Linked DNA regions of Mus musculus: regions 2 and 3 are each linked to region 1. The links are chromatin loops, found by intact Hi-C in ENCODE. Cell type or tissue: heart. All regions are shown on one strand. Region 1 overlaps Ldlr (low density lipoprotein receptor). Region 2 has its middle 9.2 kb from the start of Yipf2. Region 3 overlaps Smarca4 (SWI/SNF related, matrix associated, actin dependent regulator of chromatin, subfamily a, member 4).

Region 1 (8,000 bases):
CTGGCTCAGAAGTCAGCATCCTCCTGCCTCATTCCCCTGAAGTGTTAGACTCCCAGTGAATGCTATACCAACACACACTCCCTTGGTTTTTTTCTTTGTATGATAGGTGAGTATAATTTTACATTCAAAACATATCGCTGTCACATGAAAGGGCCAGGATGGACATGCCGGTAGCTTCACTGGCACGGGGTCTCCTGAGAGCCCCTGACCAAGCCCCTCTCCCCACAGCACTGGTTGCCCTCCTTGTCCTTGGGGCCGTCCTGCTGTGGAGGAACTGGCGGCTGAAGAACATCAACAGCATAAACTTTGACAACCCAGTCTACCAGAAGACCACAGAGGACGAGCTCCACATTTGCCGAAGCCAGGATGGCTATACCTACCCCTCAGTGAGTGTGCCCTTTGTGGGAGAGATGAGACATCAAATGAGGTGAAGGACAGAAGTTAGGTGGAGTGGAAGGAGAGGAAGCCCAAACCAGGGGCATGCACAGCTCAGTGGTAGAACCTGCCTAGGCCCCCAGTGAGGGCTTAGGGTGTGCCTCACAGTAGCAGGAACATGCTAGAGCCAGCTGTATGTGGACCGGGGAGGAGGTCTCCTCTGAGTGGGGGTTGGGAATAGAGGAATCAGTTCATTGCAAAGACCTCAAATTGTGATAAGATTGGGCACAGTGTACTTAAGAAGCATAAGGGAAGACTGGAGAGATGGCTCTGTGGTTAAGAGTACTGGCTGTTCTTCCAGAGGACCTGGGTTCAATTCCCATCTCCCACATGGTGGCTCACAATTATCTATAACTCCAGTTCCAGAGGATCTGATACCTTCTGGCCTTCACAGGCATCAGGCACATGTGTAACTTTAATGCAGAGAACACACACACACACACATACACACACATCCCCTCCCAAGGGTGGGGGGAGAGAGAGAGAGGGAGGGAGGGAGGGAGGGAGGGAGGGAAGGAAAGAGAGAGAGAGAGAAAGAGAGAGAGAGGTTTTCTAAAAAATCAGAAAGAAACACGGGATATATCTGTGGTAAGATCCGAGCCTGGAAGTGAGAGGAGAGCATTGTGAGCCTTAGTTGACCCAGTCTTAGGTGTTCTGGCCACCTCTGGTGACTGCGCAGGGACAGAAGGTGAGGGACACGAGCAGGAGAGAGAGGTGGATTCCTGCCATGCTTGTGTATAGTCCTGTTAGTCTGATTGTTTCCTGTGTTTCCGCTTTGCTGACAGAGACAGATGGTCAGCCTGGAGGACGATGTGGCATGAGCAGCCGGGAGAGCCGTCTCTTTCCGGGATCCATTGCCAAGCTTAGGCAGAAAAGACACTCTCTCCAGACCTCCCCATCCAGCACTGGTCCTGCCACCTCCCTGGGCTCTGTGTTGCTCAAAGCAAGATAAGAGCAAAGCTGGGCTGGGGGCCAAGCTCAGCTGCCTGTCTGCCCCAGGTTCTGTTTTATATATTTATTGTCTGGGGACAGAAAAGGCTACTGGCTGTGCTTGAAATTCGAATTCTGCCTGGGAATTTTTTTTTTTCTCCCATCTTCATTTCCTTGGAAGCCAAATAGGCTGTCCCAGAAGCTTCTGAATTCTACTCTTTTCAACACTAACACGGAGGAGGAAGAGACCCACCCAGGCAGAGAGAAGCCTGCTGGACATGAGACAGCAGGTACTACTGACCGGGTCCTGGGTACCATAGCCAGTCCCTAACCTCAGGACTTCCTGCATTGACCTTCATCCCAGAGCCTTCCTGCCTGACTCTGCCGCCCCCATCAGAAGCCAGGAAAGTGACTCGTGACATTCGGTACTGATCTTGCTGGATCTTGAGGCCGGCAGCTGCCAGTGATGGATACCCGCTCATGCCTTTGCCAAAACGTCACCCGTTCCTGGAGGGACAAGCCCAAGTCGCCATTCTCCCTTAATATTTATCAAGTGCCTGAGACAACTGGTTGCCTTGCTCAGGAGTCCTGGCCTGCTCAGTGTCCTGCTGCTCAGGGGTGGCCGGCAGGACCCCTGTCCTGTGCCCAGCCCCCGAGTCTCCGAGTGAGGCTTGCACTTCTCTCTGCGCACTTTTCCCGTTCTGTGCTGGGCACCCACGTGGTCCACATTTGTACTCCTAGGTTGCACTGACCCTGGTGCATTGGATGGGACCTCAGGCCGGAAGTGGCCCCGAATCATTGACCACAGAAGATAATTGCCAGGCTCCAAGCATCCATTGCCTTCTTCAGTACTGGGGGGAACTCAGGGCCTCTGTCTGGTGTTTAGTTAGTCTGTTTGTTTGTTTGTTTGTTTGTTTGTTTGGTGGTTTCTGGCTCTGCACAGCAGAGTTGTTTAGCTCCTCTGGTAACGTCATCCTCTCTCACAGAGACATCCAGCCTGCTGAAGGGGAGAGATGGGGCGAGGGGAGGGATACACGCATGGTTTCTCAGGTGTGGTGGCACTTGGCTTTAATCCTATGCTCAAGAGGAAGAGGTGGGCACATGTCTGAGGTCCAAGCCTACATAGTGAGACCTTATATATCTAAAAACCAAAAGAAATCCCAGACTATTTGGTGGGACTTGGAAGAATACTTAGAAATTGCCACAGATTTGTCACATGGGTAACCTAAGAAGACAGTGGTGGCCTTACTTGGATTCCTGGGTAGATCCACCTGTCCACTACTCAAGACACAAGGGCACACTGCCCAGCCCACTGGGACACTTGTAAAGAGCTCTGTAATGTGCCGATGGCACCTGGCTCGGTTTTCATTCTGTATATTCAAGGATATCACACATATGTATTAAATCTATTTATTTTTGCAAACCCTGATTGCTGCACCTCTCTGCAATTTCTCCAGGTTAGGCTGGGGTGATACTCTGGGATGCTCTGTATACAAAGATGATTTGAATGGGCTGATCTCAGGCCTGTCCTGTGCGTTGCTTTGAGTGGGTGGGAACTGCTTTGAAACCCTTGTTCAGATGTTTTTATAGGCTGAAAATATCATACTGTGATGGATTAAATTCTTTTTTGGAAACTTTGTCATCCTTATGTGTGTGAGGTGTGGGGTGCAGAGGAGGCATCGGGAGGCTTGGAGGATAGCTTTGTGAAGCCACTTCTCTGTATTCACCCAGGCTTAGGAACAGGCTTGTGTGTGTGTGGGGGGGAGGGGGTCACGCACCTCTCTCCGTGTGGGTGTCCTGAAACTCCAAATTGTTCCTTTGAGGCAAAGTTCTTCCCTGAACCTGGGGCCCCCTCAGCTATGTCTAATGCCAACAAGGCCCAGCCTGGCTCTGCTCTGCTCAGAGTCAGGGGTTACAAGGTTCAGAGAACTCCCATCTTGCTAAGCTGGTGCTCGAGTGTGCGCCGTGCCCCTGGTGACAAAGTGAGCGTCCTTAGCTGCTGAGTCCACCATTTCGCTAGCTGTGCCTTCTGTTTGAGTTGCGTGGTTTTGGTAGTTTGGAGCCAGGATCTCACAATGTAGCCTGTGTTGGGTTGCAGGGCCAGGAAGAGTAGCTGAAGTGCCTATTTTAAATACCAAAGCAGACCTGGCCTACAAGTTCTCCCAGTATCCTGCAGTCCCTACCTGTTGCTGGGCACATAGGTAGGTACACCCCACAGTCTACCCTGAACTTTCCAGCCCCTGCAGCCCAGGGGCGGGGCTTCCTCTCCCCAAGGCTCTATTAGGTAATCTAGACATTTTGGTTCTGTCTCCTCTGCTTGTATACTTTCTTCCTCTGTCCCAGCCGCTGCCTTTCTGTCTGCACAGCGACTTCCCTGACCCCCTCCTGGGACATCAGTGAGCCTGCCATAGAATAACATCCAACCAACCTCATTATAAACTTGAAAACCCAGACTAAACTCACCTGCCTCAGCCTTCCCAGTGTTAGTGTTGAGCTGTGTCTCTCACCGGCCGTCTTTTTTAGGACAGAGGCATTATTCTCTCTGTCTCACACATCCACGAGGGGTATTTTTTAAGACAGAGGCATTATTCTCTGTCTCACACATCCACGAGGGATGATGAAGGTGAGCACACTAACCAAAGAGCAAGTCTTTTTTTTTTTTTTAAGATTTATTTATTTATTTATTTATTTATTTATGGTTTTTCGAGACAGGGTTTTACAACCATCAGGAATGAGATTTGACACCCTGTTCTGGTGTGTCTGAAGACAACTACAATGTACTTCCATATAATAAATAAATCTTAGCCAGGTGTGGTGGCTCACGCCTTTAATCCCAGTACTTGGGAGGCAGAGGTAGGCGGATTTCTGAGTTCGAGGCCAGCCTGGTCTACAGAGTGAGTTCCAGGACAGCCAGGGCTACATAGAGAAAACCCTGTCTCGAACTCCCTCCCCTCCCCCTGAAGGGAAAAAAGAAAAGAAAAATTCAGGGAAAGAGTCTTGGGGAAACAGAACAGGAATGGAGATACACTAGACAAACAACCTGGCTCCGACCCTGGCTCTGCTGTAGTTTTCTGTGTGACCCTGTGCACTTCAGAGCCTCGTTAGCCCAGTAATTCCACCTTCTGCCAGACTGGTGGGACCTCTACCCAGGCCTGCCATCTCCTCTGAATCCACGGGGTGGCACATCCGTCCTTCCTTCTGCCCTTTGTTTGGGGCAAGAGCCAAACTGCCTCAGAGAGAAAGTGGAGAAGCAAGTGGCCTGGAAAGCCCGTGGCTTCACAGGCCTTCAAGGACTGCCTCCCTGAGTCATGGTGCTGGCATGTGTGGCTAACAGCATGGTGGAGCTTCCACGTCCTGGGAGTTAACAGACTGGAGAGCAGGTGTGGGGCTCCCACGGGACATCATGCATGGAAGGTGATGGACTGACTTTCTTCTTCTCAAGACAAGGGTTTCTCTGTGTGGTTCTGGCTGTTGTAGAACTCCCTCTGTAGACCAGGCTGGCCACGAACTGGAGATCTGCCTGCCTCTGCCTCCAGGGTGTGGGATTAAAGTGGAGTGCCACCACCCATTGGTGAGCATTTCTGATCCTGGGCTTCAGCTTTTATTTTCAAGGCCCTGCAAAGCCAAGTGTCCTCACCCGTACCTGTCACCCTACCCCTGGGGAGGTGGAGGCAGGAAGATCAGGAGTTCAAGGTCATCCTCCCCTACATAGTGAGTTTCAGACCAACCTGGGGCCCATGACTCTGTCTTAAAAACACTTTACTTACCAACAGGCACTGAAGGGCTGGTGTTTAACTCACTGTGCAGTGCCTACCTAGCGAGGGGAATGGGAGGTACTTGGGTCAGGGTCCCCTTTTCTGCTCTCCCGTCTTCTTTGCCTGCAGTTCTCTGGGCTCAGAATAGCAATCAGTGAAAGACCTGGATGTGTACCCGTGTGTGCAGTACCTATCTGACCCAGGGTGGGCAAGTGATGGTGGTCTTGCCTGCCTCGTCTCTGTGGATTCAGTTCTGCCCAGGACAAGAATGGCAGGCAGCAGCTGATTTCTGACACACGAACTGCTGTTCCCCGCTGACCACCAGCCCCCCAGGCTGTGGTCCCTTCCAACTCACAGTGTCTGAGCCCACAGCTGTGTGTGGTGAGCCAGCTTGGAGCCCCAGCGGGAATGGCACGGGGGAGACAGTGGGAAGGGTGCTCTGCTAGGCAGCCAGCATTCCCCAGCGCCCGCTGCGGCTCCAGCTCCCACTGTGGTTTTCTGAGATTAAGTTCTCAGGAATATCACTCCTACTCAGCCTGCCTGGGGAAAGTCTCCCTAGATTTCCTGTGTCTTGTCTGACACCCCTACTCGAATCTGCTTCCTGCCCTAGAGGAGCTCTGTCCTTCCCTTGTCCCGCCCTTTGGCCAGGCCTTGTAGGGAGTGTGTGGGAGAAGCTTGGAGCTTAATTAGATCAGTCTCTTACTCAGCAGAGCCACTGGCTGTCTGGAAAATCTTCCCCCTATACTGTGGACTGCAGGCCCAGATTGATCAAGATGCTTTCTGCGGTTGCCTGGTGGCAGTCCTTAGCTTGCTCCCAGCTTAGCATTATTCTGTGTCACCATCTCTACCCTCCCAGCCTCCCCCCCCCCCCCCAGCATTTTATCCCCTGTCACTTCCTTATTGCCAGGTGTGCTGACCTCCTTCCTAGCAGGAGATTGAGAGTCCCCCCACCCCCACCCCCACCCCGGAGCTCAAACACCTACCAGGTGTGAAACCTGAGACAAATCTCCAGCCTGGGTTTAGTTTCCATTTCCAGATGATGCGCGCAGCCAGGCATACTTCCATAGCTCCAGCCACTTACAAGTATGGCTGCCACAGAACCATTCAGCCAGCAGGAGCCTGAATGTGCTTGTGGCTCAAAGGGTAGGTAAGGGCGCTTGTCTTCCAAGCCTGGTGATCGAGTTTGATCTGGTCGTAATCCTTGTAAAGGTGAGAGAACTGATCCCTTACCTCTCACAAGCATGCCTGCACCCCGGGGCCTGCACTTACCTCCCTACATACTGTGACTCTCCATACAGACACACAGTAAAAAGGACCTATTAGGAGGTCCCGAGATCCAGGTGAGAGTGGCCCCAACAACAGAGGTCACAGGTAGAGTCCAAGTGTGGTCATGCCCATAACAGACAACCGATCCTGTCCCCCACACCAGCCCAGCTTTTTTTTTTTTTTTAAAGATTTACTTATTTTACTTATATGAGTACACTGTAGCTGTCTTCAGCCACACCAGAAGAGGGCATCAGATCCCATGACAGATGGTTGTGAGCCACCATGTGGTTGTTGCGATTTGAACTCAGGACCTCTGGAAGAGCAGTCAGTGCTCTTAACCACTGAGCCATCTCTCCAGCCTCCAGCCCAGCCCTTGTGTCATGAGGAGACAGCCTTCAAATCTGGCTGCCTGGCTCCTCCTGCTCATTTCCTAGGTCTATGCATCTTTCCTGCTTAAGGAAACAGCTCTTAACTGCAGCTAACCCCAACAGAAAGAGGGAGAGACTGGAGAAAGGGGCTGGCCACCTGCTGGGTGCTCTTACCACTGTCCTAAAAAACCACCTAGTCCTGGTGACACTTCAGAGGAAGACACTATGTGCCTTAGGGATTGGTGGCAGTAGAACACAGGTGAATGGGTCAACCCCTGGACTTCATATAATGTCTTGGGACTTAAGGGAAATGGCCAGATGGATCCGTCCCTCAGTTTACCTCATCTGTAAATTAGATTCAGGACTGCTCCTCCTTCTGGCTGGTTCTCTTAGAAGGAGCAAGTCAGGCTGTGGGTAGGAATTTGGGCAGGAGGCTGTGGCCTGGCCCCAAGATGTCCCAGGCAGCCAGCCAGTGCTGGGCAGTGACTCAGAGCCTAGGCATGCAGAGCTGGGGGCTCTCCAGGGTGCTGGGCCACAGTCCTCACTCACTGGACCTTGGAGTCAGCCCCCAGTGCTCCTCCAGGGAAGGGAGTGAGGCTCCCCTGCCACCAGAGGGTCAGGAGTTTGAGCAGCTGGGCACTTGCCCTTCTTGTGCAAAGCCTCGTTGTTGGTTCCTGCTGCTCTGCTGGGTTTTTTGGTAAGATTTATGTATTTTATGAGTGGTTCGCTTACATGTGTCTGCACACTGTGTGTGCCTGGCACATGATGAAGTCAGAAGGCTCCAATCTCCTGAACTACAGCTAAAGACATTTAACTCTGTGGATGGTGGGAATCGAACCCAGATCCCTTGGAAGAGCAGAAGGTGCTATTTAGGTGAAGACAAATACGGGCCCTTGGATCCTGTGAGGCCTCAGGCCATCAGACTTGATGGCAAGAACCTTACCCATGAGCCATCTCCCTAGCCCTCCAGCTTGGCTATGTTGGCAGCCTTGAACTCCATGGCTACGTTCTCCACCAGGCACCAGGTCTGCAGGTCAGCATGTACAACCGTGAGTTCTCTATCCTGCACCGTCTCACACTGGTATGAAAACACAAGTCCACAGCAGTGACTCCGCAGGCAATGTGGACTAATGCTAGTCCTGCAGACGTTAGCTGTATTATGTGACCTTCCCAAGGGACACTCAGCCATGGCTCAGACACTTCCTGTTGTCAGGACACTACTGGAATCCAGTGAGGTCGGGGATGG
Region 2 (8,000 bases), 150 kb before region 1:
AGCAAAACATAGAACTTGCCAGGTGTGGTGATGCACCCCTGTAATCTCAGACTTGGGAGACAGGTGGATCTCTTGAGTTTCCAGGACAGCTAGAGCTACATTGTAAGACCCAGTCTCAAACAACAACAAAACGGCTGGTCCCCAGAGGTTTTCCTGTAACCTGGACAGGCATGCCTTGCAGAAGTGTGCCACTCTCACATCACACTTTTTTTTTTTTTTTTTTTTTTTTTGGTTTTTCGAGACAGGGTTTCTCTGTATAGCCCTGGCTGTCCTGCACACACAACTTTTAAAGGTTCATTTTATGTATATGATTGTTTTGCCTGCACTGTTGCCTAGGTACCACAGAAGTGCAGTGCTCAGAAAGGTCAGAAGAGGGCACCGGTGGTTGTAAGCTGCCATTTGGCTGCTATGTCTGAACCCAGGCCCTCTGCAAGAGTGGCAAGTCTTGGTCCACTAAGCCATTTCCCAGCTCTGTATAGTTTTTTAAAAGCTTTTTTAAAAAGCTAGTCAGCAATATGATTCAGTGGGTAGATGTGCTTGCCATTTGAGCCTTGCTCCTCAGAATTCAGAGTTGTCCTCTGACCTTCACTATGCAAGCAGGTCCTAGCACTCATATACAACATGCATCGCATGGATAGTGGAAAGGGGGGAAAATCTAAATTCCTGTAGTATTCCATAACTCATCTGAGACTCTGGTCCACAATCCAACTCCTCCCTTTTTTCCTAGTTGGCCTTGAACTTGTGTGTAGCCAAGGATGGTCTTGAACTCCTTACTCTCTCTGCCTCCTGAGTCCTGGGATAAAAGGCATGACCTGTGCAGTTTTTCATCTTTTTTTTTTTTTTTTTTTTTTTTGAGACAGGGTTTCTCTGTGCAGCCCTGGCTGTCCTGGAACTCACTCTGTAGACCAGGCTGGCCTCGAACTCAGAAATCCACCTGCCTCTGCCTCCCAAGTGCTGGGATTAAAGGCGTGCGCCACCATGCCCGGCTCTTTCATCCTTTTTGTTAGATTAGTAGTAATAGCTTTTCTTGGCTTTCAACTTGACTACATCTGAAATTAGTGGAATCCTAAGGGACCGGGTATACCTCTGAGAGAATTTTTTTTTTCCTTAATTAAATGTTTTGAAGTGGGAAACCAACCTTTTTTTTTTTTTTAAAGATTTATTTATTAACATTGTAGCTCACTTCAGATGCACCAAAAGAGAGGGCATCAGATCTCATTACAGATGGTTGTGAGCCACCATGTGGTTGCTGGGAATTGAACTCAGGACCTCTGGAAGAGCAGTCAGTGCTCTGTAACCACTGAGCCATCTCTCCAGCCCAATCTGGATCTTTTGAGGTGGAAAGATTTACCTTTGATGTGAGTTAACCTTTTATAAAGGTCATGAAAGAAGAAGAAAGCTTTTGCTCTTTGCCTGCCTGCCCTCATTCTGGTTGGCCAAGTGCATTGCATCATGGCCATTAGAGCCTGTTTCTGCGGGATCCCAGTGGACACTGAAGACCAGCTGAGACACCAGCTTCCTGGGCTGAACAGCTACTCAGTTCTTAGACATTTCATTGGTAAATAGCCATCGTTGAACTGGCTGGACCACAGCCTGTAAGTCATTCTGCTAAATGTGTGTGTGTACGCACGTGCACGCGTGTGTGTAAAGCCTGGGTCCTCTTTAAGAGCAACAAATGCTCTTTAACAGCTGAGCCAACTCTCAGCCCCTCTCAAATGAGGTCTCAGTATGTAACACTAGCTGTCCTGGAACTCATGTGTGGACCAGGCTGGCCCCAAACTCAGAGATGTGCCTGCTTTGTCCAGGCCTGGCTGACCCTCATGGGAATGGCTAGTGAAGCCCCATGCGGCTTAGCGCAGCAAATACAAGGTGCTTCATCCATTTATTGAAACTCAGGAATGGCATGTGGTGGCAGAAGTTGGTGCCATTGGAAAGGGCCACATCCATTCCTAGAACATGTGCCTGATTTGCAAAAGAGGCAAACATCAGGACCTGGGCTATATGTTCCATCCACCATCTGTAGATGACAGCCTGGACTTCAGGAAGATACCTCTCAGGGTAATGGGTAGACCCTGGAGGGTGACAGTCCTTAGACTTCATTGCCCTTAGCCAGCCAAGTACTGGCCTTGCACATACCAGTGTTTACTTAGCCCAGCTAATTCACCAATTCACCAGGTTTGCAGTCTGGTTGTCCATACCTGCACTCTGTTAAAGCCAGGTGCTCTGTGAGCCTGCCTCTGAAGCTCTTCATGATTGAGATCTATAGTTCTCAGCCAGCCACCTACCCCCTTCTAGGTTTGGTCCCCTGATAGGCACAGCTAGCCAGCCCTCTTGTTAGGTTCTGCACCGAGGGAGCCAACCAAGGTGGAATGGTGTGATAAGTGTAGCTGACTTCAGTTGTGTTCACCCAGCATATAGGGAGCCCCAGGCTCCAGCCTGATGACCATTAATAGGTCTTGTACAATCTGTAACCTCAGCACTTTTCTCTGACTAAAGGGAGGCTCCTTAATACTCAATACCTCGAGTATGTAGTGATCCGGTTCAAGGCCAGCCTGGGCCAAATGAGACCCTATCTCAAAAACAAAAAACTCGACAAGAAAGGAGATTAGGAAAAACTTTCGCAGATTCTTTCCTGCTGATATTTCCTAAATAATGAAGTATAAAGCTAGGTATGGTGGCTTACATCTGCTATCCTAGACAAGAAGAGGCTGAGGCAGGAGGATCAGTACAGTCTTAAAGCTAGCCTGAGCTGTGACCTAGTGGTGCTGATGATGTTGCTGGGAACACTTGCCTAGCATACACAAGGCCCTAGCTTCCATTCTGGTACCAGAAACAATAAGATCTCTGTGAGTCCCAAGCCAGGCAGAGCTCCACAGGGAGACCCAGTGTAATAAACAAACAAATGTCGGCCATCAAGCATGATCCTAGAGCGCCCACAAAAGAGGAAGGAGAGGGGCCTGAAGAGAGAAAATAAAAGGTTAAAACAATTAAGTGGAAGGAGCCAGGAAGTGGTGGCATACACTTTTGATCCCAGCAACTCGGGAGGCTGAGGAAGGTGGGTCTCTGTGATTTTGATGCTAGCCTGGCCTACAAAGCTAGTTCCAGGACAGCCAAGACTACACAAAGAAACCCTGGGAAAACACAAAAACAACAGCAATGTGGGAAGAGAGAACTAACTCCACAGAGTTATCCTCTGACCTCACACACAGACTGGGGTGTGGCTGAGTACATATACACACACACACACAGCTGGGGGCGGGATAATTATTTGAAGATTTCACTTTTAGTTTCATTTATGAATGTTTGCTTGTGAAATGTGTGTAGTGCCACTGGAGGACTGAAGACGGTGTCTCTGATCTTTTGGAGCTGGAGTTACAGGAGGTTGGGAGCCACCATATGGAGTTGGGAACTGAATCTGGGTTCTTTATAAGCATACTTGGTATCTCTCTAACCCCAACATGGGTACTGGGAATGGAATCTGGGTCCTTTCCAAGAGCAGCCAGGTGTATAGTGTGCTGGATAGTTTTATGTCAACTTGGCACAGGTTAGCATCATCTGAGAGGAGGTAGCCTCTGTAAGATCATGCTGTAGGCAGGCCGGCCTGTAGGGAACTTTCTAAATGAATGATCGATGAGAGAGGACCCAGCCCATTGTGTGTGGTTCCACTCCTGAGCTGGTGGTCCTGAGTTCTGTAAGAAAGGCTGAACACACATGCCGGGCGATGGTGGCGCACGCCTTTAATCCCAGCACTTGGGAGGAAGAGGCAGGCAGATTTCTGAGTTCAAGGCCAGCCTGGTCTACAAAGTGTGTGCCAGGACAGCCAGGGCTACAAAGAGAGACCCTGTCTCAAAAAAAAAAAAAAAAAAAAAAAAAAAAAAAAAAGCAAGGCTGAACCTGTGCCTCCCCAGCTTGGGACACTGGTATCTCCAGCTTCTCATGTGCTCCCAAAGGTCAATGGTCAAATCCATCCGTACACTTGTTGCAGCAAACATTTTACCCACTGCTCCATAGCTCCATCCCTAAGTTTCTTTTTACTGAAAAATATATGCTACTGCCTACATGTCCCATGGCTTGCGTTTCTTGCACCAGCATTTGGTCACTCGGCAACAGAAGAGATTGACTTTGGGGTGGTGGCCGTGCATGTGTTTATTCTGATTAATGGACACCAGAGGGCGCCAAAGCTCCTCATTCCCAGCTAGGGCTTCTCTGTTTTGCCCTGAGCAAGGCCCAGCAGAGCAGGTGAGGGGATTAAGGTAGACTAGCTTTGACATATAAAACAAACAAACAAACAACAACAACAAAACAACAGAATTTCAAAGAGGATGAGGCTCAGTTGAATGTTTGCCTAGCACACATTCACGTCCAGTACTTCAAGCTAGACATGATATTGGCTCGCACCTGTAATCTTAGCACACAGGAGTTAGAGGCAGGAGGATCAGTTCAAGGATATAGTGAATTACAAGCCATCCTGAGAGGCTGAGAGCCTATCTTGAAAAAAAAAACAAAACGAGAGATAGAGTCTGAGAAGCAGAGGCAGGTGGGTTTCTGTAATTTTAAGGCTACATAGTGAGACCCTGTCTCAAAGAAATATGGAAAAGAAAACCCCAACTAACTCCTAACCAAAGTGGCTCAAGGCTTAAGTTGCAATGATCTAGGTTGATGGCTGTTGGAGGGTGCTCCAGTTTGTGGCAGCTGGGGCCATGAGGAGCTAAAGAGCACTTGTAGAAAGCTCCACACAATGGTCTGGATTAATGATGGCACATTTCAAAACTTGTGACTAAAAAAATAAATTGCAAAATGCAAGTCCTACATAGCGGCACACGCCTGTGATCCTAGCCCTCAGGAGGCAGAGGCAGATGAATCTCTGTGAGTTTGAAGCCGGGCTGGTCTATAGAGTGAGGTCCAAGACAGCAGAGCTATATAGTGAGACCCTGTCTTAAAAAAGACAAAAGAAGCCAGGTGTGGTGGTACATGCCTTTAATCCCAGCACTCGGGAGGCAGAGGTAGGTGGATTTCTTAATTCAAAGCCAGCCTGGTCTGGAAAGTGAGCTCCTAGACAGCCAGAGAAACCTGTCTCAGAAAAACAAAAAACAAGAGGGCTGGAGAGATGGCTCAGCAGATCTGCCTGTTTCTGCCTCTTGAGTGCAGGGATTAAAGGCGTGCGCCACCACGCCATGCTTAAGAAGTGTATTGTCTCCTTCCATCATGTGGGTTCTGGGGATTGAACTCAGGTTGTCAGGCTTGGCAGCAAATGCCTTCACCCCTAGACAGAGTCTCTCAATGTTTACCTCAGTCAAGCTAACTGGCACTGTCTTCTACCATCCGTACCCCTTTCAGTGTGCTGTACACACCCACTGTACTACTGTATCCATGGTTGCTTGGGTTCTGGGGAATCGGAACTCAGGTTGTCAGGCTTACCCAGTGTCTGTTGCACCATGACCAAGCACCTTATAAAAGAAAGCGTTGACTATGAGCTCATAGTTCCAGAGGGTTGAGCCTGTGGCCACCGTAGTGGAGAACAGGCAGCAGGCAAGCATAGCCCTGGAGCAGAAGCTGAGAGCCACCAGGAATGGCATGGGTGTGAGCCTTTGAAATGTCAGAGCCTACTCTCAGTGATACCTACTCCAGCAAGGCCAAAAAGTTCCATTACACAGGGACAAAGCATTCAAACATGAACCTATGAGGGATGTTCTCATTCAAACACCATATTCCACCCGCTGGCCTCCATAGACATAACGCACAGTGCAGTTAGTCCAACTTCAAAAGCCCACCCCTTCCTGGTTTCTCATTCTGGTGTGTCTTTTGAGCTTCTTCAGGGGCCCCTCTTTCCTGCAGAAGGGATATTTCAACAATATTTGTGTGTGATCACATGTGTGCAGGTTGGAAGGATTGGTTATTGTCTACCATGTGGATCCTAGGGACCACACTCAGGTCCTCTGCCTTGGCAGGAAGTTGCTAGCCCTAACAGTGGTCTCCGGTAGCCATCCAGCTGAGACAGCTCTGGCAGCAGAGCTTCAGGTGGGGGTCACAGTGTAGCCCTGAGTTCCATACCTGGGTCACTAGAAACTGTTTCAAGGTCCCAGCTGCAAACAGTGCATTGTCACCCTCTAGGCTGAGAACTCACTGCAATAAGAAAGTCAAGAGAGGGACTGGAAAGATGGCTCAGCGGTTAAGAGCACCGACTGCTCTTCCGAAGGTCCTGAGTTCAAATCCCAGCAACCACATGGTGGCTCACAACCATCTGTAACGAGATTTGTCGCCCCCTTCTGGAGTGTCTGAAGACAACTACAGTATACTTACATATAATAAGTAAATAAGTCTTTAAAAACAAACAAACAAAAAAAAAACAAACAAAAAAAAACAAGAAAGCCAAGAGAGGGTTTGGCCCTTGTCATTTGATGCCACATTTGTCAGGTTTTTACTGATTGTTTTTTTGTTTTACACCTTATTTCCATACACACATGTAACTGATTAGGATCACAAGGTGCAGAGGCCATGAGCCTGGCCACACATGGGGAGTCAGTCCTACTGGATCGGATCGGGGAGTGGCTTGCTCTTTCCTGTCCCATGAGATGGGAAGAGCTGCCCTTGGTTGCTACTGATGGCTTACTGGAGTACCGAGCTGCACCACATGTTGTCCATCTGGCTTGGCACCCCCAGCGGACCAGGAAGTTCTGGTCTTCTGTTTTCTTGTCTGGGCTGTTATGTCTGTACACTGACCCTATCCAGTGTGAGCTGTTATTCCTATGTAAATAAAGTTCTCATGTGTTCACCCTTCCCTGCCTGCCTGCACTATTCTTGAAGCAGGTACGGCAAGGTATGGCAAGCACACATTTGGACACAGGAAAATCAGCTATCTCTTTAAATATGGAGTCAGGGACCATTGTAGATGCCATTAGCAAGTTTAGGGACAGGAAGGAGCAAGCCACTCCCTAATCCAGCAGGAGAGACTCCCCATCTGTAGTCAGGCCAGGCTCAGAGATCAGATCTGAAATGTGTAGTGGTAGTAGATCCCTGGTGGGTGTGCATGATTCTTGCTACTGCCCCAGTGTTGTAGGTTCACAGACAGGCAGACAGATACAGACACAGACACAGACACATACACACACACACACACACACACACACAGGACTTGTTTTGTTTTGTTTTGTTTGAGACAGGGTTTCTCTGTATAGCCCTGGCTGTCCTGGAATTCACTTTGTAGACCAGGCTGGCCTTGAACTCAGAAATCCGCCTGCCTCTGCCTCCAGGACCTTATTTTTAATATGCCCTAAGCAACTCAATGGCTGGGCCACTCCCAAACTTCCATATTACTAATGCCTTGCCTCCGACACTCCTGAATTATTACTTACTAAAATCTAGATTCCATCTCTGTTACTCCAGACCCAATTGTGGATATGCTCTTGGGGCCGCTCTTCTTGGGCTTGTAAGACTCAAAGTGAGCCTTAGCTACCGGGAGACCGGCAATGAGACTTGAGAACAGAGTTCAATACAAAAGCAAGAGGTTTATTTTTCCAGCACACTGGGGTCATCCTGCACCCAGTGGAGAGGCAACCCCTTCTCTTTCTTTCATAAGCCTTTTATATAATTTTTGAGGGCAGCAACTAGGCAGGTAATGATTGATGGTTCTGATGACCCTTACATTAATTGGCTGGACAGGGAGGGGGACTCAGGAACCTTCCCTAAGGCCTCCAAGTCAGCGCTCTCAAGCTCTTCCACGGTTGTCACTCCGTCTTCTGCAGCTCTTGCCTGATCCTCCGGCCTCCTTGGCAGTACTAAAAACCCTTTTCTTCCTGGGCTTCCTTTGCCCGAGAAATCTAAAGTCTCTCTCTCTCTGTCCAGCCATTGGCCACCGGCAACATTATTCACCAATCAAAGCCACCTGGGGCCAGGGACCTTCAGTGTCTTGCAGGCGTGCCTTTCCTGGGTAATTTGGGGAGCCAAATTAACACAAATAGCATTAGAACCAATCCACAACAGAAAAGCCTGAAAGCTCAGAG
Region 3 (8,000 bases), 51 kb before region 1:
TCAGCCCATGGGATGTGACCCTTCGGGAATCACAGACCAGGCAGTTCGTAACAGTAGCAAAAGTAGCAATGAATTAATTTTATGGTGGCAGCATTAGGAAGGTTGAGCCTGGGTTAGGTGGACAGCCACTCCCATGGTATTCCAGGAGAATGGCTGCAGCAGCTTTTGTGACCACCTAGCCTAGTTCATTTCTGTCAGTGTAATAGAATGCCCTGCCAAGAAGCAGCTGAGGAAGGAAAGGTTCCTTACTCACAGTTCAGTCTGTCCTTGTAGAGATGGAAGTCAAGACAGGAATTGGTCCTGTCCCATCCACGGTCAAGAACAGAGGGACAAGCCAGGCAGTGGTGGCGCACGCCTTTAATCCCAGCATTTGGGAGGCAAAGGCAGGCAGATTTCTGCCTGGTCTACAGAGTGAGTTCAAGGACAGCCAGGGCTACACAGAGAAACCCTGTCTGGAAAAACCAAAAAAAAAAAAAAAAAAAAAAAAAGAACAGAGAGAAAAACACGTACATGTTTCTAGCTCAGGGAATGAGGCTGCCCGCTCTTAGGCTGAACCTTCCCGTATCAGCAGCCCATGGTCCGCATCCAAACTGCCTGAACATCATGGCCCTGAACAGAGCTGAGGGGGAAAGGAAATATTTGAGAATACTTCTTCCAGGCTCTTCTTTCTGCATTTGATTACCTGAATTGGACGTCTTGTTATTGAGGCTGGGCTTGCTGAGCTGTCTATGCTATCTTGAACTCCTGTTTGGGCTCCACCAACTCGGGAAGTCCTGTTCGTGCCTGTGCCAGCTGTCTTCAGTTAGTATGAACCAGTTCTTGCTAAGGCTCAGGGTTATAGGGATTGTTGCTGCAATCAGCAGGAGGGCTCTGCTGAGAAAACCCCACAGCAGGAGCTGGGGCATGGCTAGATTGGGGGGACCCAGCCCGTGCTCTTGAGTAGAAAATGGAAATTCCCACAGCAGGCATGTGCATCAGCAGGAAGCTGGGCTAAGCCACCTCCATTGCCTGGAGACAAGAAGTGGATCTGTCTTGGCCGTAAGGGCTGGGCAGGGCCTCCTTGAGGCTGACACACAGGGCAAGCAAGTACTGAAGATGTAGCCCTGCCGTGGACAGAGGACACTAGTTCCTGGACACAGACCAGGCATGTCCACACGCCCACATGCTGGATACAGAGGCCAAGGGGGACGAGGCTGGAACTTCTCAAGAATACTTGCTTCCTCAGCAGAGCGATAGGGTCAGTACAAGCTAATGCTGTGGTGCCCTGACAGCTGCTCTGAGGGTATGTGCCAGGCAGGAACAAAACTCCTGTCTGTCCCATCCCTATCTAAGGGACTCTCGTGTCTACATCAGGCATTGTGACCTATAAAACTGAGATGAGTACAGGGTCGGGGAGCAGCCTCTGGCAGGCACCTGACTGGCCTGTTCCTGGTGGCTTCAGGAGGCAGAGCCTCCATGACAAGCGTGCAAAACTCCCATGTCACTGTTTCCAGAAATGGGGACCCACCGGGTGTGTTGAGGATGCCAGGATGGGGCCTGGTGGAGGGCCTGCTAACTCATTTTGATTTTGTGGGGGGTGGGGGTGGGGAGGATCTGGGATAGAACCCAGGGTCTCGTGCGTGTTAGCAAACACACTACCAATGAATTCCATCTGGTCCAGCCATTTAGAATTTTCCTTGAAAATGTGTATATACTTTCCTGTATTTTGATTATATTCACTGCCTTCTTCTCACACTAACTCATTGTCTACCTCCAACTCCTGTTTTTTCCCATCTTTTTTTCCTTTTATAATCCACCAAGACCAATTTGTGCTGCCCATAGACTAATAGGTATGGAATCCACTGGAACATTTGGTTGGTTGGGTTTTTGAGATAAGGTGTCACTATTATAACACTGGCTGACAGGCTTGAAACTGGCTATGTAGACTAGGCTAGCCTCAAAATTCACAGCAATTCTTCTGCCTCTGCCTCTTGAACATTAGAATTAAGGGTATACACCATCTATTTTTGAATTAAGGGAGCTATTTTGTTTTTTTTCTGGTTTTGTGGTTTGTTTGGGGTTTTTTGGGGCAGGGGACAGGCTCTGTATAGCCCTGGCTGTCCTGGAACTCACTTTGTAGACTAGGCTGACCTCAAACTCAGAAATCCACCTGCCTCTGCCTCCCGAGTGCTGGGATTAAAGATTTGTGTCACCCCCACCCGGCTGATTTTAGGATTTTTAAGGAAGAGAAAGCGTAAAGGTTGAGGTTGTCCTTGACTATACTGCAAGTCAGAGTCCAACCTGGGCTACATGAGAAAGAATGATAATGAGGGGGCTGGTGAGATGGCTCAGTGGGTAAGAGCACCCGACTGCTTTTCCGAAGGTCCGAAGTTCAAATCCCAGCAACCACATGGTGGCTCACAACCATCCATAACAAGATCTGACGCCCTCTTCTGGAGTGTCTGAAGACAGCTACAGTGTACTTACATATAATAAATAAATAAATCTAAAAAAAAAAAAAAAAAAAAAGAATGATAATGAGGAATGCAAGGGTGCTAGTGAAGTGGCGATAGAGCGCAGTGCCACAGGGACCCCTCCTGCCTACAGATCGCAGCCTCTTGGCCCCAGTGGGTATGGCTTCCCCACCCCACTCACTGGCTTGTCCTACCATTTGAGAACGTTGAGGGGCTGGAGAGTTGTAGGTCAGGTGGTTGAGCAGGGACAGGTGCATCCTGGCCCCTTGTACCAGCCACTCAGAGAGCCTGGGACACCTGGTCCACTTGCTCTGCTGATGGTTGTGGCTCCACCTGCTCCTGAGGTGCAGAGCGTGCTTACACTGCCCACCACAGGGACCACTGAGGTGAGTGATGTGTGGATGGGCCAGGGTAGCCCCAGACCACATTCCATCCTTGTAGGAAGTGGCGGCTGTCCTGTGGAGGGCCAAGACAGCTGTGCTCTTCCTCTTCCATCTTGGGGTTTGTGCCAAATGCTCTGCTCAGTGCCACCCACCCACAGGAGAGTCGCCCGTGAGGATTGTGACCTCAGTAAGGTGGCCATCATGCACGCAAATGTGGTTTGTATAATATAGAAAGTAGAAACAAAGAAAAAGAAAGTAGGATGGGATGGCTGTGGTGGCACAAGCCTTTTATCCCAACACTTGGGAGGCAGAGGCAGGCAGATTTCTGAGTTCGAGGCCAGCCTGGTCTACAGAGTGAGTTCCAGGACAGCCAGGGCTACACAGAGAAACCCTGTCTCGAAAAACCAAAAAAAAAAACCCTCTGTTGATGGGAAGGAGAGTGGCCTGAATGTATGTACCTTCCTGAGGGTGGCAGTGTAACGCTCCTTCCAGGGCTAGACTTAGAAATGTCATTAGACTTCTCACACCTGCTGCCAGTGGACCTCATTATCTGTCAGGAATGTCCTAACAGTCCAAAGACCTCAAACACTTAAATAACTCGCAGAACAAACGTAGAGATGCTCACCTTCGGTCCCAGCCATTGGGCAGAGATAGGCTTTCTCTTGAGTTTGAGCCCAGTTTCTTCTGCACAGTGAGACTTTCTCAAAAAAGATTAAAGAGCTAACAGGTCTTTAAATTCTCATTGTCTGTCCTTGTGTGGTGGCACAATGTGTCTCTGGGGTGGAGTGACACACAGCATGTCCCCTTACAGCAGCAGTGGACGTCAGCTCAGCGAGGTGTTCATCCAGCTCCCCTCTCGCAAGGAGCTTCCTGAGTACTATGAGCTCATCCGAAAGCCTGTGGACTTCAAGAAGATCAAGGTGCGCGGGTGCCGAGGATCCGGGCTGTGGGAGGACGGCCGGGCCAGAGGGACGACATGGGCAGGCTGGAGGTCATGGTGCCCAGAGTTAGGCCTCCGTCCCTCCCTCCCTCCCTCCCTCCCCACAGGAACGCATCCGAAACCACAAGTACCGCAGCCTCAATGACCTGGAGAAGGATGTGATGCTGCTGTGCCAGAACGCTCAGACGTTCAACCTCGAGGGTTCCCTGGTGAGCACCCACACTACTGTCATGGCACCTATGGGCTTCTGTTTGTCTAACTTGGACAATTTGGTCTCTTCCACTACTGCTGAGAGCAGTGTCCCCTTCCCTATTAGTAAAGGGGCCACACACAGCTGCCTACCAGCCAGGGTGTCAGGTGCCTACAGAGGCAGAAGAGGGAATTAGATTCAATGGAATGATACAAGTAGTTGTGAGCCATAGAGTGGATGCTGGCAGTGGAGCCTGAGTCCTACAGGAGCATAGCATTCCTGAAGCCACCTTTCTAGCCCACGTTGCAATTTTGTCTTTAGTTCTGTATCAGCGCTCTTAAAAGGCACCCCATATGTACCAGGTGTCCTTTTTTGTGACTAAATGGCTGGCAGTGGTCCCCATCCTGCCTCTGGCAGATTCCTCTCACACCTGGGAGGGGTGACTTCTAGGAGATGGGTTTTGCTTTGTTAGGTCAGGGAAATGCCATGCCCACAGAATTTTGTGGAAACCAAAGCAGGAGGGGATGGAGAGATGTGAACCTGGGCGGAGACCATTTCTCTTTGTAGACATCAGGGCCCTGAAAAGTCAGCTCAGTGAGGGAGGAACTGGTCAGTACACAGACCTCTCAGACCCCCCTCTCTCCGGGGCATTTTGACATCCAGGGAAAGGCTGTAGGGTGTCCTTGCTGAGCAGCAGGGCTCCAGTAGAGTCACACAGGCCCTATGTCCTTGCAGATCTATGAGGACTCCATCGTCCTGCAGTCTGTCTTCACCAGCGTACGGCAGAAGATTGAGAAGGAGGACGACAGTGAAGGCGAGGAAAGCGAGGAGGAGGAGGAGGGCGAGGAGGAAGGCTCCGAGTCTGAGTGTGAGTAAGGGGGAAGGGCAGACGCTGCAGCAGCTCACCGCAGACTGAGATGCCAGTAGGCAGTGCCTCTCTTAACGGTTTGCTTCCTTGCTGCCCCACAGCCCGCTCCGTCAAGGTGAAGATCAAGCTGGGCCGCAAGGAGAAGGCCCAGGACCGACTCAAGGGGGGCCGCCGGCGGCCAAGCCGGGGATCCCGGGCCAAGCCGGTTGTGAGTGACGATGACAGTGAGGAGGAGCAGGAGGAGGTAAGAGCGCTGCAGCCATCCTCGACTTAGCCAGTCCCATGTCCAGGCCACTCTGACGACAGACTCGGCATTATGTAACCTAGCTTGTTCACAGACAGCCTCTCAAGCAGCAGGCTTTGGGTTCCTGGTGCAGCCTGCAGAAGAGCTGGGCAGGATAGGACAGGTCTGTGTCTGTGGAAAACAGAGCCACCAGACAGGGGCCTACACACAGAAAGCCTTCCTGCTATGGGTTGCCATGGGACACAGACTGGGTCCTTGAGCTTCTGCTCTGGCTTATATGGGAGAGTTTCCACATAAGACCACTGAATTAAAAATAAAGAGGGCTGCAGGAATGGCTCAGGGGTTAATGGCACTGACTACTCTTCCAGAGAGCTCAGGTTCAATTCCCAGCACACATGTGGACACTCATAACCATCTATAATTCCAGTCCTGGGGACCCAGTACTCACTTAAGGCTTCTGTGGGCACACATGATACACACATGATACACACATGATACATGCAGGCAAAACACTGATACACATAAAAATAATTTTACAAAAATGGGGAGGGGCTGGAGAAATGGCTCAGTCCTTAAGAGCATTACTGCTTTTGTGGAAGACCAGAGTTCAGTTCCCAGCTCACATTCGTGCTTCACACTGCCTGTACTTTAAGCACCAGGACATCATAGGCTCCAACCTCCACGGGCCCATGCCCACACACAGACATAACGCTACATAAGTAAAAGTAAAAGTAAGCCAGGTATGATGGTTCATGGACAGCTTCATTCCCGGCAGTCAGGAGGCAAAGGCAGGCTCTCTTAAGTTTTAGGCTGGCCTGGTACACATAGCAAGTTCCAGGCCAGCCAGGGCTATATAGAGACCCTAATTTTTTAGAGGGCTTTCTTGTTTATTTTGCCTGCATGTATGGATGTGTGCCACTGTGTGCCTGGTGATCGTGGCGGCTAGAAGAACGCATTGGATCCCCTGGAACTGGAGTTCCAGGGTGTTATGTGAACACCCACTATGTGGGTTCTCAGGAGTGAATTCGTGTCCTTTGTAAGAGCAGCCAGTTTTCTTAGCTATTGAGTCGTCTCTCCAACCCTAAAAATGACTCTTAATAAGATAATGGCTGCAGGCATAGTAGTAAACTCCCGTGATCCCAGGCCTTGGGAGGTAGAAGCCGGAAGATCAGGAGGCGTTCATGACCATCCTTGGTTGCCTAGCAAGTTTGAGGCCAGCCTGAGCTCTATTAGACCAAAATGGCAGTCAGAAGACATGTTCATACTCAAGAATGGCTATAATGAGTGGCTGCCTCTTATGGGGTTCCATGTTGGCCTGTCCCTACCATGGTGCAGGGCAAGGTCCAAGTTTTGATGCAGTTTTCTTTTTTTTTTTTTCAAAGATTCATTTATTTATTTATTATATGTAAGTATACTGTAGCTGTCTTCAGACACTCCAGAAGAGGGAGTCAGATCTCGTTAAGGATGGTTGTGAGCCACTATGTGGTTGCTGGGATTTGAACCCAGGACCTTTGGAAGAGTAATCAGTGCTCTTAACTGCTGAGTCGTCTTGCCAGCCTCCTTGATGCAGTTTTTTTTTTTTTGCCACAGTAAGATAATTTATCCCTTAAGGATCTAGGCCCTTCCACAGCATTGAGAACACCATGGACAAGGGAGAGTGCCTAGGCCGCAGCCTACTCACAAACTATTCCCCCTGTTCTTTCAGGACCGCTCAGGAAGTGGCAGTGAGGAAGACTGAACCAGACATTCCTGAGTCCTGACCCCGAGGCGCTCGTCCCAGCCAAGATGGAGTAGCCCTTAGCAGTGATGGGTAGCACCAGATGTAGTTTCGAACTTGGAGAACTGTACACATGCAATCTTCCACATTTTTAGGCAGAGAAGTATAGGCCTGTCTGTCGGCCCTGGCCTGGCCTCGAGTCTCTACCAGCATTAACTGTCTAGAGAGGGGACCTCCTGGGAGCACCATCCACCTCCCCAGGCCCCAGTCACTGTAGCTCAGTGGATGCATGCGCGTGCCGGCCGCTCCTTGTACTGTATCTTACTGGACAGGGCCAGCTCTCCAGGAGGCTCACAGGCCCAGCGGGTATGTCAGTGTCACTGGAGTCAGACAGTAATAAATTAAAGCAATGACAAGCCACCACTGGCTCCCTGGACTCCTTGCTGTCAGCAGTGGCTCCGGGGCCACAGAGAAGAAAGAAAGACTTTTAGGAACTGGGTCTAACTTATGGGCAAAGTACTTGCCTTGCCAGGTGTATGGGTTTTGCATTCCCATCACCCACACACCCTAAACAAGCCAAGTCAGTGAGCTTCAAGTTAGAGCCTCCACCTCAATGTGTACGTGGAAAGCAATCAAAGATGATGCCTAGCATCCACCTCTGGCCCTCATGTGCAGATGTACACACACTGAATTACATACACGGGACACACACATCCACACGGAGGCAGTCCATGACTTGCACTGGGGAGATGGTACCATAGGCGAAAGTGCCACAGGCACAGGGCCAGGCTAATTTAGTCCTGCAGTCCTGTGCTCTTAAGATGAAGGCACAAAGAGGAACCCCAGGCGCTCCAACTAGCATGCCAGGCAGTGACAAGACCCTGCTTCAAATGAATCAGAGCCCACATTCAGTATTGCCCTCTTACCCGATGCGATGCCCATGCCCTCACATATGAATGTGTATATATACATACATACGTAAAATAATTCTTTTTTAAATTATAGACATTTTTGTGTGAATGTTTTGCCTGAATGTGTGTGTGTGTGTGTGTGTGTGTGTGTGTGTGTGTGTGTGTGTATCAAGTACATTCCTAGAGCCTACAGAGGTCAAGGGAGGGCATTGGATCTGGAACTGGAGTCACATGAGGCTGTGAGCAACTGTGTGGGTTCCTGGGCCTTTGCAACAGCAGTTAGTACTCTTCACC

The links. A loop is a pair of places that touch in the nucleus more often than their neighbours do. Peaks named below come from ENCODE experiments on the same cell type or tissue, not always from the same donor. Only the 100,000 strongest peaks of a DNase experiment are listed, where the experiment ranks them.
Region 2: it touches region 1 in a loop (2.0-fold over the local background); 4 of 42 quality-filtered maps call a loop at or near these places.
Region 3: a loop joins it to region 1, with 2.0 times the contacts of the local background. A loop is called at or near these places in 5 of 42 quality-filtered maps.

Annotation. Positions count from the first base shown.
Region 1 is chr9:21,746,921-21,754,920 of GRCm38, forward strand. Ldlr (low density lipoprotein receptor) reads left to right here. Exons shown (of 18, transcript NM_010700.3): 17 at 229-386; 18 at 1,221-2,999. The coding sequence ends at 1,256. Among named protein-coding and RNA genes, the nearest start is that of Spc24, 9.4 kb to the right of the region's middle. In heart, CTCF peaks have their summits at 4,534 and 6,641 (motif pointing right); DNase peaks (open chromatin) are centred at 1,371, 5,771, 7,251, 7,921 and 3 weaker places; H3K27ac peaks cover 3,183 bases.
Region 2 is chr9:21,598,031-21,606,030 of GRCm38, forward strand. No RefSeq gene overlaps it. Among named protein-coding and RNA genes, the nearest start is that of Yipf2, 9.2 kb to the left of the region's middle. In heart, CTCF peaks have their summits at 366 (motif pointing right), 4,161 (motif pointing right), 6,251 (motif pointing left) and 6,459; a DNase peak (open chromatin) is centred at 4,171.
Region 3 is chr9:21,696,153-21,704,152 of GRCm38, forward strand. It overlaps Smarca4 (SWI/SNF related, matrix associated, actin dependent regulator of chromatin, subfamily a, member 4), which reads left to right. Exons shown (of 34, transcript NM_001174078.1): 30 at 3,648-3,756; 31 at 3,884-3,985; 32 at 4,702-4,834; 33 at 4,936-5,078; 34 at 6,784-8,000. The coding sequence ends at 6,816. Among named protein-coding and RNA genes, the nearest start is that of Gm26511, 23 kb to the right of the region's middle. In heart, CTCF peaks have their summits at 3,307 and 7,520; a DNase peak (open chromatin) is centred at 7,529; H3K27ac peaks cover 406 bases.